Linked DNA regions of Homo sapiens: region 1 is linked to region 2. A link is a contact called in ENCODE Hi-C or POLR2A ChIA-PET data. All regions are on one chromosome and are shown on one strand. The core of a region is the stretch at or near the end of the contact, and the rest is flanking DNA. Distances in the headings are between cores, read along the strand shown.

The links. Hi-C counts contacts between places; a loop is a spot of excess contacts on that map. ChIA-PET counts read pairs that join two places held with the same protein, here RNA polymerase II (POLR2A). Pooled maps may share reads with other maps.
Region 1: a loop to region 2 is called in a map of chondrocyte, with 6 times the contacts of the local background. The contact joins two enhancer-like sites. A Hi-C loop is called at or near these places in 1 of 168 maps with a recorded cell type or tissue (chondrocyte) and 5 of 50 pooled maps. POLR2A ChIA-PET finds 5 or more read pairs at or near these places in 1 of 52 experiments (HepG2).

What each region holds. Positions count from the first base shown.
Region 1 is chr21:43,601,528-43,606,998 of GRCh38, forward strand. The region is part of intron 7 of HSF2BP (heat shock transcription factor 2 binding protein); the gene reads right to left. Among named protein-coding and RNA genes, the nearest start is that of MIR6070, 5.7 kb to the right of the region's middle. Within about 2 kb of position 1,929, at least 9 of the 41 ENCODE cell types and tissues checked have a DNase peak (open chromatin) inside an H3K27ac peak, as active enhancers do.
Region 2 is chr21:43,299,609-43,305,090 of GRCh38, forward strand. No RefSeq gene overlaps it. Among named protein-coding and RNA genes, the nearest start is that of LINC00322, 30 kb to the right of the region's middle. Within about 2 kb of position 1,668, at least 6 of the 41 ENCODE cell types and tissues checked have a DNase peak (open chromatin) inside an H3K27ac peak, as active enhancers do.

The sequences.
Region 1 (5,471 bases), core at 679-3,178, 300 kb after region 2:
ACCTGTTTTTTCTTAAAATGTACACAGAATGACCAAACTAGACAGGGTAAAACCCAAAAATGCCTTTCAGAAGAGCCGATGTTCACAGCACCATCTACCAATTTATAACTCAACAGAGACCAATTCAGTGGCTGGTAAGCACATTGTAGCTGAAAGCTGTACCACCTGGAAATAATACACATTAGTTCACAGGCCCCAAATGACTTCCAGATATTGACTTTTGTTAATATCTGGAAATGATGAGGACTCTAAACTTAGGAATTTGAACATTATCTAGATACAGTTTGTCTTGAAAACATACTTCCTTCATTAGGACAATTAATTGTAATGCAATGTCTTAAAATTATCTTACAAGATCCCTAATGATAACTTTCCTATCTAGAGTTACTAAAGCTTTGACTGGAAACTGGTTAGAAACCCCATCATGTCTGAAGATTTCTTTTCAGCCAATACTTATGTGAAAAAGGGATCGGGCCACCAAAATGCACAGTAACACTCTGTAGAACTTTTAATAACAAACAAGGGAGAACCACACCCAGAAAGTGAGGATTTGCTCTCACTCATCATGCAACATTTACTGAGCATCTTCTCTGTCCTGGACTCCACACTCTCCAGAAGTTTACAGGAAACGGGAGAGAGACAAACAAAGCAACTAGTGAACAAAGTGTGGTACAAGCTTCACAGCTTCCTCTCCACACTTAGTTCTAAAAGGCTGCTATTGTCTTAAGACATTTTGTGGAAACACTTCTAGAAGCATCTTCGAAAAATGCAATCTGCACTGTGACTATTCCAGACGAATTCTTTGGAAAACGGGAGCTTGTGGGTGGCTCCAACCTGCAGATGCAGCCACACAGCTACTCCACAGAGAAATGGGACGATACCATCACCCTCATTTGCCCACAAAGGTGAGCTGGTTTTCCTGCAGAGCTCAGAGCTGCTTCTGAAGTCATCTGCACAAAGAACCCAGAAACTTTCACAAGCCATACTCTCACTGATGACATTCAACTGGTAACACCTGGGGAAGATGCTGGGCAGGATAAACCAACAGTAACTTCGAGAAACAGGAACCACATAGAGCCCAAACTCCAAGAGGCATTTCTGTAACCCTCTACCCTGTGCCTGGATGAGAAAACCTTGCTGAGCCACTGTTCTCCCACACATGCCAAATATTCTCTGGCCCATTGACAGTGAAATGCACTGTGTCAGTTACCTCAGCTTAGTAAAAGCAGAGGTGTTCTCATCACAGACACTACACCCCAACTGGAAATCCAAGGAGAGGGTTATCCTGAGAACCAAGTGACCATTCAGGAATGTGGGTAGCTCCCACCCCAGAGGCCTCTCTCCTCACTCGGGATGAAGAACCACCTTAAACTCTGGGCCTTCTGCCATCCCCTTCAATAACACCTCCAGCAGGTCTGACCTGAGAAGCCGCTAGTGTAGATGTGAAAAGGCCTTTCATGGCCTACTCAAGGACTGGTAAAATCATAGGCAGCGTGGGCAGTGAGGAAAAAAAATAACCCGGCCTCCATAAGGAAGTACAAAAAAAGGAAGGGAAACTTTAAACGCTGGAGAAATCCACAAGTCTAATAAAAAAAATAATAATTGCAGTTGCCTAAGTGTTACCAAGTATCAAGGAGGATGGAAACGCCAGGGTCATGTCACAGCAGCGGAGAAAGAGGAGCCGTAGAAAGGAGACTCTGGGCCCTCCACATGCAGCTCAGTGCCAGGACAGCGCTCAGGGCCCCCCGCAATCCCAAGGTCCAGGCACAGCACAGATCCTGCCCACACCAGGCCCTGGGAGCACAAGCCTGGGTGACCAGTGGCCGGAGGGGAAGGAAATGGACTGAGGTGGTGACGAAGGGGGACACTCCTGACACATGTCATTCCATGGCTGAATGACTAAGGAGAAATACACAGAGATGAAACAGACAGAACCCTGCCAGGGGCATGCCACCAGCTGACTGCACTGAACTGCCGCAGCCTTGGCTGACAGAGCTCACCCTGCACACAGTTCTGTCAAGTGGCCATCTCCAGCAGACACCTGAGAGGCTGATGGGAATGGGGAAAATTACCCATGAGGTATGGCTAAGACTGAAAAGCTATGACCACTACAGTAAACAGAATCCAGTCATCCTGCTGGCAGCACCAACCACCTTGAGGGGCCTCCAAGGTCAGCTGGTGTGTCTGGCCACCATATGCTGGAAGTTCCTAGATTTGGAGAGTTAAAAACAGGGTCTTCACAAAAAAAGGCAGATAAACTAGGAACAGCCCGAAACCATATGGCTGGGGAGGCTATGCCACTGAAAAAACTCACAGAGGCTGAGTCACAACAATGTCCCATGTACAACCCTATGAATGTTTGCCACAAAAGACATGGACATGTGGCCCAATAGCAGAATCCAGTCTGATCCACCACTGACCTGCAGGGCCCACAGGGATTTCTGGGGGAGGCAAAAAGAACACACCATGAGCCAGCTCTGCATTCTGGGAAAATGCAACATGTCATGGTAAACGCAGGCTGGCTAGTGGTTTGAAAGGGCAGCCGTGGCCTGGGAAGACAAAAGGCTAAACAGGAGCCAGTGGAGCAGGAGCGCTGGAAATACTGGAGCAAGAAATGACAGGCAACAGGGCACATCCCAGAGGAAGGCTCAACACAGAGGCAGGAGGATTACACACACACACCACAGCACACAGCACACACCACACACCACTCACCACTCACACACATCACACATACCACACACCACTCACACACATCACACACACCACACACACCATGCACAAACCACAAACACACCACACACACACACATCACGCACACACCACACACACACCACACAGCACGCACACCACACACACACCACACACACTACACACACACCATACACACCCCACACACCACACCACACACACACCACGCACACACCACACACACAACACACAGCACGCACACCATACACACACACACCACACACTACACACACTATACACACCCCACACACACACCACACACACCATACACACCCCACACACATTGCACACACACCAATATACACACACCACCATACACACATCACACATACCACATCATACACCACACAATCATACAGCACACACACCACACACACACCACACACACACACCACCACACACCACACACACACTACACACTGCACTCACACGCATCTCAGACACCACATACACCACACACACACCACTCACACACCATACGCACACCACTCGCATGCCACACCACACACATGCCACACTACACGCCACACACACCACCCACATCGCACACCACACACACCACACATCACACACACCACACCCACACACCACATACACACCATACACTACACACCACACACATCACACACACACCACAAAGACACATCACATACCACAGACATCACACACCATACACCACACACACACTACACACCACACACACATCACACATCACACCACACACATCAGACACCACACACACATCACACACACCACATACCCACCACACACACACCAGACACCACACACATCACACGTACCACATAACACAACACACATACATCACACACATCACACACACACCACACAGATACCACACACACATCAGACACACCACACACACACCAGCTGACTGCACTAATTGCCCCAGCCTTGGCTGACAGAGCCCACACACCCACACCACACACATACCAGACACACACCACACACCACGCACCCACATCACACACCACAGATCACACACACATCACACCCCACACACAACACACCAGCTGACTGCACTAACTGCCCCAGCCTTGGCTGAAAGAGCCCACAAACACACATCACCCACCCCCCGACACACACACCACACACACACCACACATTCCCCACACCACACACACACTCCAACACACACACATACACACACCCCCACATATGCAGCCCACACACCCCCACACGCCACACCCACACACACACCCACACATATCCCCCCACGCACCTCCCACAAACACACATACCCCATACCCTCCACATGTACATACACACCACAAACATCCCCCAACATACACATACCACACACACACATCCCCCTCACATAGCCACACACACCATGCATACCACACCCACATCTCCACCCACACACAAAATACACACATCCCAATCCCTCATAGTCCCACATATACAAACACACCACAGTCACACACATCACATGACACCCACCTCCCCCCAACATATATACACACACACCACACACATTCCCTCACACTCACACCATAAACATGCCCCACACAAACGCATACACACCATACACCCCAAAAAATACCCACATACACATACACCACACCCAAATACATCCTCATTTCCCCACGCCCCGCCACATATACACACCCACACCACACACACACATCCAGGCCATACGTGCCTCTGACACGTGAGAAGAAAAAGCAAAGGGGAGTGGAATAAACAAGGGAGGGCCAAGCTGAGGCGGCCACACTCACACCCTTGACTCTGTGCAGCAGGAAGTAAAGCCGCCTGCCGGGACACCCACCTACCAAGGAAGAGCAGAGCAGGAAGTAAAGCCGCCTGCCGGGACACCCACCTACCAAGGAAGAGCAGAGCAGGGAGGCCGTGAGGATCACACCCGAGGTCTGCCTCCACCAGTGTGGAAATGAGTGGGAGCTGAGAAAGGACATAGAAGAGGATTCCAGGGTGCTGGAAACCGGGAGAAATGACGAGAGTCCGTGCACACAAGAAAGCTTCTTCCCAAACCTCACTCAACAGCCCCAGCTGTAGGAACAGAGAAGAAGGATGGCTGGGCTGATCCAAGGTTGAAAGCATCAGGAAATGTGATGCACACTGGGGCTGGGTGAGCTGGAGGGAGGGGAGGCCATGGAGGCAATGGTGTGAGCAGGAGGAAAGAGGAGGGAGGAGGAGCAGGAGGTCTTGCAGTTTAGAGGGAACAATGGTAGGAAAAGGAGGCAGGGAGGAGAGGAGGTATGGCCTGAGTGCTACAGCAATGTTTACCAGACAGTCCACCTGATGACAATGTGCAGGGTCTGGCCCAAGGCAGACTACTGCCACAGTGAAGGGCACAGCAAATCTTGGGAGCTGAGAAAGGCAGGTGGCCTTGAAATTAGATTGTTGAATGAATCACCCCTAAACATGTTCAAGTCATTCAAGATAGCAGGAAATGGGGAGGGGGACACCAACAAGCCAGTACTCAGTGAACAAGGGAAATGCCTGGATGGTCAGAAAAGTACAGTGATGAGAAAGGCTGGATGTGAAGAGAGCAACTGGTTGCTTGAATTTTCAAGGAGGAAAAAAATTCGCATGAGATTGGAAGAGAAACAGCCTTTTAAAAATGAGCATTCTGGGACATTTCATTAAAAATAAAAATGGGCAGCTAGAAGAAACACTTCCCCTAAGAACTGGAATAAGACATAGAGATATCCACTCTTACCGCACCTATTCAACACAGA
Region 2 (5,482 bases), core at 418-2,917:
GAGCCCGGCAGGGAGAGAGCGGGAAGGTCTCACGTCCCACAGCTGGGCTTGGGAGGCAGAATCCCTCTGTGTCCTGAGCTTTAGGTTCCCCCGAGATGACACGGAGCTTGGGCTGCCCAGGGCTGGATGCTGTTCCTCCCGCTCAGGGCCCCAGCCTTTCCCCAGGAGCTCGACTACGCCACTGTGATGGCAGCTGGGGGCACTGGACGGCTGAGCAGCTCCAATTAGCTGAGTCCTCCCTACGGTCAGCCCCCAAGGAAGCTCGCTGGCCCGGCCACCTCAGGAGCTGCACTTGTCACCTGCAGATGGAGGCTCAGGGAAGAAGTTGCCCCTGGGCCTGCAGTGCCCGTGCACACCGGCATGACCTCTTTCCTCACACTTGACTCTCGGGGCCTGAGGTCGCACCACCGAGGGTCTGTTTGTTATGATTTCAAAAGTTCTCTCCAACAATTCCACCTCGCTGGGGGGAGCTGTTATTTAAACTCTTGAGATGTATTTACTTTTGGCCCAAGGTCAGGTGATGATGGTTTTCCACGGAAGCGAGCGCCAGGCCCATCTGTTTAGACAAGTGTGTATGGCGGGTGGGGCCGTGGGGCTGGTCCGGGACGTTCAGTCCAAACCGCCAGGGAGCGGACGGCCCAGGAAAATATCCGTAAACCCCGAGAGATGCTTATTGTTCTCTCACATAAAAAAATTTGGAGGCAGGGATGCCCAGCCTGGTGTGCCATTTAGTGACATTGGGGGCGGGCTTCTGGTACTTTGCTGTGCTCCCAACCTAGATCATGACTAAGATGTCACCCTAAGGCCTGAAATGGCTCTGGGACTCCAGCCACTGGAAACGACACTGGCTGCTCCGACACCCCCAGCCCCCCTCCATCTCCCCGCTTCCTCCTACGCTAGCTCTCACGCTGTTATTATTTATTTATTTATTTATTTTTGAGATGGAGTCTCACTCTGTTGTCCAGGAGTGCAGTGGCACAATCTTGGTTCACTGCAACCTCCGCCTCCCAGGTTCAAGTGATTCTCCTGCCTCAACCTCCCGAGCAGCTGGGATTACAGGTGGGCGCCACCACGCTCGGCTATTTTTTTGTGTTTTTAGTAGAGATGGGATTTCACCATGTTGGCCAGGCTGGTCTCAAACTCCTGGCCTCATGCAATCCTCCTGCCTCAGTAGTAGTAGTTGGGATTACAGGTGTGAGCTGCCATGCCCAGCTGCAGGTGCGGAAGCTGGGGGCCTCAGAGACTGTGGACTCCTGGCCGGTGAGGAGCGGCATGGGCCGGGAGAGCTGACTCTTCAGCGGGACTGAGGTGGCTGGAGCGTGACCCTTTCCTGAGGGCAAACAGGGAGGGCCTTGGAGCCCGGCGCTCAGGACAGGCCCCTGCTGGCCCGGCAGCCTGAGCTTCCACACTTTTCCAGGGCGTCTCGAGTTCGCCCACAGAGCTGTTGTTTCAGGATAAAAAATGCCCTTGTATTCCACGTTCCAGTTCAGAGGCCCGTCTGTTCCCAAGAGCGGAGGCGTCAGCCGCATGAGTCCCACCGGAAGCCGGGTTGCCGGGTCCCCGTCCCTGCCCTGCAGACGACGCATTCCGGAGCCCCCTTGGGAAGCTGCCTGGCTCTCCCAGGCCTGGCTGCCTTCGCACGAGGGCTCCGAGGCATGCTCATCCTACGTGACTGCCCGAGTGTGCACACGCCTGGCCGTGTGTGGGCGTGTGCCTGGGGCCCGAGCTCAGGAGCAAGGCCTGCGTGGACCTGTTGTCTGAAACAAGCCAGTAGACAGCTGCGTCAATGCAGGCAAGCTGAACAGGGCTGCTTTTTCAGCCTGACAACCCCAGGGGCTGAACAGGAGCTGGGGGAGGAGCAAGGGGCCGTTCCCCTGCCCCACAGCACAGCACACGACCCCGCCTTGGAACCTGGGGCCCGGGGTGAATCGAGGGTCCTGGAGCAAGAGGGGCTGCTCCACAGGAGAGCCTGTCCCGCCACCCCTCAGCCACCAGATTCGGGGCTGCTGGACTTGTTCTCAAACCTGCACAGTGAGTGACAGCTGCTGAGACGGAGGTCTCAGGCAGTGCAGGTGAATCAGCATGGACCATGGCGAGCCCGCCTTCATCCTTCTCCTGGGAGGACTCGTTCCTTAGAAGCGAACGGGGGCCTCCTCACCAGGGAAATAAAAACCAAGCAAGGGGAAAGCACGGAATGTGTGGAGCTTCCTGGGAGCCTTCTTCTGAGGCTGAAAGTGGCTCCCTGCCTGAGTTGGTCCATGCGGGAATCACAGGGAGATGGTGGCTGGGCCTGTCAGGACCTTTCAGCCCACCTGGTGGACGGGGGTCCATGAGGGTGGTGGGGGTGCAGGCGGGGTACACCTGGTGATGCAGACACAGGCCCCTTCAGTCAGCTGTTGTCACGCTAGTGCTGTGTAACACACACTCCTGATGGAAACACTGAAATAACCGCCTATGGTTCCTGCTCACCAGCTACAGCTGCTGCACGTGCCCTGCTCAGCTCCCAGCTCAGCTCCGGGCTGCAGGTGGGCTGCAGCTCCGATCCTCGTCCTCATCTCCGTTGGCCCATGGGCTGGCGAGGACACACGGCCACAGTGACACAGAGCACCAGGGGCCGACCTGGCTGCACCCACACACCCCAGCACTGCTTGTACCAAGTCCACCGACACCCACAGGCCCGAGCAAGTCACATAGCAAAGCGCAAGGCCCAGGGCTCCGGAAGCCTCCCTGAGGCTACAGCACACCCCACCTGCCCCTGAGGCTGAGGGGCAAGGCCAAGGAGAGGGGCTGCCTCTGAGTGGGCCCTCCATGCTGGCCAATGAGTCAGAAAGGAGGACCGTACACCTTGCCAGTGGGAAGATGCCGCGCTCTGCCTTTGCGCTGCTCTGTACCTCAGCGTCCCTCCAGCTAACTCAGGAGACACATCCTGGCTTTCCCTCCACCTATTTGGAAAGGGAGCTCGCTGGGCCAGCCAGGAAAACGCAGTGGGATTTGATTCTGCGCAGCCCCGTCCTGGGGGTGCCCCAGGAAGAAGTGCTGTGCCAGCACTGACCGACCAGTTCTAGACTCAGCCTGGCTTCTGCGTCCACTCAAGGGAGATGGGTTTGTGTCGGCAGAGAGGGCCTCTCCCTAGGTTACCTTACCTTGCTCTGTTTTGGGGGATCCCTCACCTGGCTCTGTTTTGGGGGATCCCTCACCTGGCTCTGTTTTGGATGCAGAGCCCTTGATGAGGTGGGTTGTTTGAGGGGTGGACCTGGGGATTTGACCCAAACTTCCTAATCCGCCAGAGCCCTCGTTGACTCAGCAGCCTCCACCCCCAGGCTTCTCTGTGCAGGCAGAGCCCGGCCCGGCCTGGAGAGCTCAGGACAGCGCGGCTTCGGGCCGGCCCTGCAGGAGTGCCGGGTGGGTGTTTTGTGTGTCCCCATCTCTGCCTGTATCAACCCTAAAACATACATCATGTGTACTTGATCCCCGTTCTCCTCATTTCCTGCAACACTATTGTGTGGACGCCATTTAGGGGCTGCTGACGGTAACTCACGTGGCCGTGGCTATCCCTGAGCTGCTCTGGGACTTCCTGGGTCAGTCAGTGTGGGAGCTGACCAAACTCTGAGGAGCTTAGTGTCATACTAATTTTGCCATTGACCCCGTTGTGGACCCCATCCTCTCCCCAAACAGGAGAGAATTTTGCCTGGAGAATTCTGAAGCTCGCCTCGAGGTTTCCGTCAGCCCCCTCTTGACCCCGGAGCTGCCCAAGGACACGAGCCTGGAGACACGTGTCTGATGTTCCGCAGTGACTGCTGCATGCTGGAGTCTGATGTGGCGGGACAGGCCCGGCGTATGCTTGGCGCCACGGTGTCCTTTCTCAGCCACTCGGCACTGGCAGGCAGGGTGTTTGGAACAGCATTGCAGATGGGTGTCAATGATAAGGTGAGGCTCCTATCACGGGCAGCGATTATTCAGCAGGGGACCCGTGGCTGCTCTGCCTTGTGTTGGAAAAGCTCTCATGGCCTCAGTTTCTTCCTCTGGAACTGATGCAGGACAGTGAGCCCCAAAGCTGGGGCTTAGCCCAGGAAGGTTCTTGGGTTCACTAGGGAGGAATTCCAGAGCGAGCGGGAGGTGGAAGGAAACAGCTTCACTGAGGTGGCCGTGTCACAGCTCCGTGACTGTGCCTGCAGGGCAGAGCCCCTCCCCCAGCCCCGCAGCATGGGGAGCAGCTGCTCAGGGACAGGCCTGCAGTCATATTTATACCCGTTTTTAACCATATGAAAATTAAGGGGTGAGTTATTCAGAAATGTCTAGAAAAAAGGAGGCAACTTCTTGGTCATTGCCATGGAAAGGGGTGGTAACTTCTGGGTGTGGCCATGGCCCTGGCGGGCGTGTCTTATGGAGAGGTGCTCCTGACTCCTTCCTGTTTCAACAGTCCTCAATCTGGTCCGGAGTCAAGTCCCACCTCCTACCTCCATGGTTTCTACCTGAAAAAGCACTGAGAAGACTCCGCAGGTGAACGTGCAAATCTGGGGTGCAGGGGAACTCGTAGGGGGATACAGGCTGAACTATGTCCCGCATAAATGATATGTCGAAGCCCTAACCCTCAGAACGTGACCTTATTTGGATAAGGTCTTTAAAGAGATGAGTTAAAAGGAGGCGTGAGGTTGGGCCCTAACTCAGCATGGCTGGTGTCCTTATAAAGAGAGGACAGGTGGACAGAGACAGGCACAGAGGGGCGCCCATGAGGACGCGGGGAGAAGACGGTCACCTGAAAGCCAAGGGGAGGAGCTCAGAGGAACTGGCCCTGCCACGCCTTGACCTTGGATTTCGGCCTCCAGAACAAGAGAAGATCCGCGTCTGCTGCTGGAGCCTCCGGCTGGGGTCCTTTGTGGTGGCCACCCCGGTGAACTCACACAGGACGTGTGAACTCACACAGGACACGCAAAAGTTTCCCCAGTGTCTCCTCTGGAACTTCCTGGTGTTTTGAAGAAGGCACTCCATTTCTGAAGGGCACTGGCAGCATATTTCTGTGTTTAGAACTTTTCCCATGCATATTTTTGAACAAGTATTTTAGGAAGATAAATATCAGCACGTTTTGCTGCTGTTGAGAGGGTCTGTGGGGTCTGTTTAGAAAATACGTGATGGTTCTGACCACAGAGCCCCGGGCATCACCGGCCACACCGTTGCCCCCGGGAGGGGTCAGCAGAGCCCCCGTGGTCCAGACAGGCAGAGCCTCTGTGTCCGGGGTGGCTGTGGGTCCTCAGGACGCCTGCCCGGCTTGAGTGTGTCTGTTGCTTAGCTTGTTTGGGGGCAGAATTAACCCAGTGCCTTCGCCAATTCTATTTGTTTTTGTCCGGGAGTTGGTGATTAGTGCAAACATCAAGGACACATGTTTTGAGGGCCTTATGTGCCAAGGGGCAGACAGAGGGCTTGTGTGTTCGGTGGGGGTCAGGACCTTGTCACTGAGCTTCCCTGACCCTGGAAGCCCAGGGTG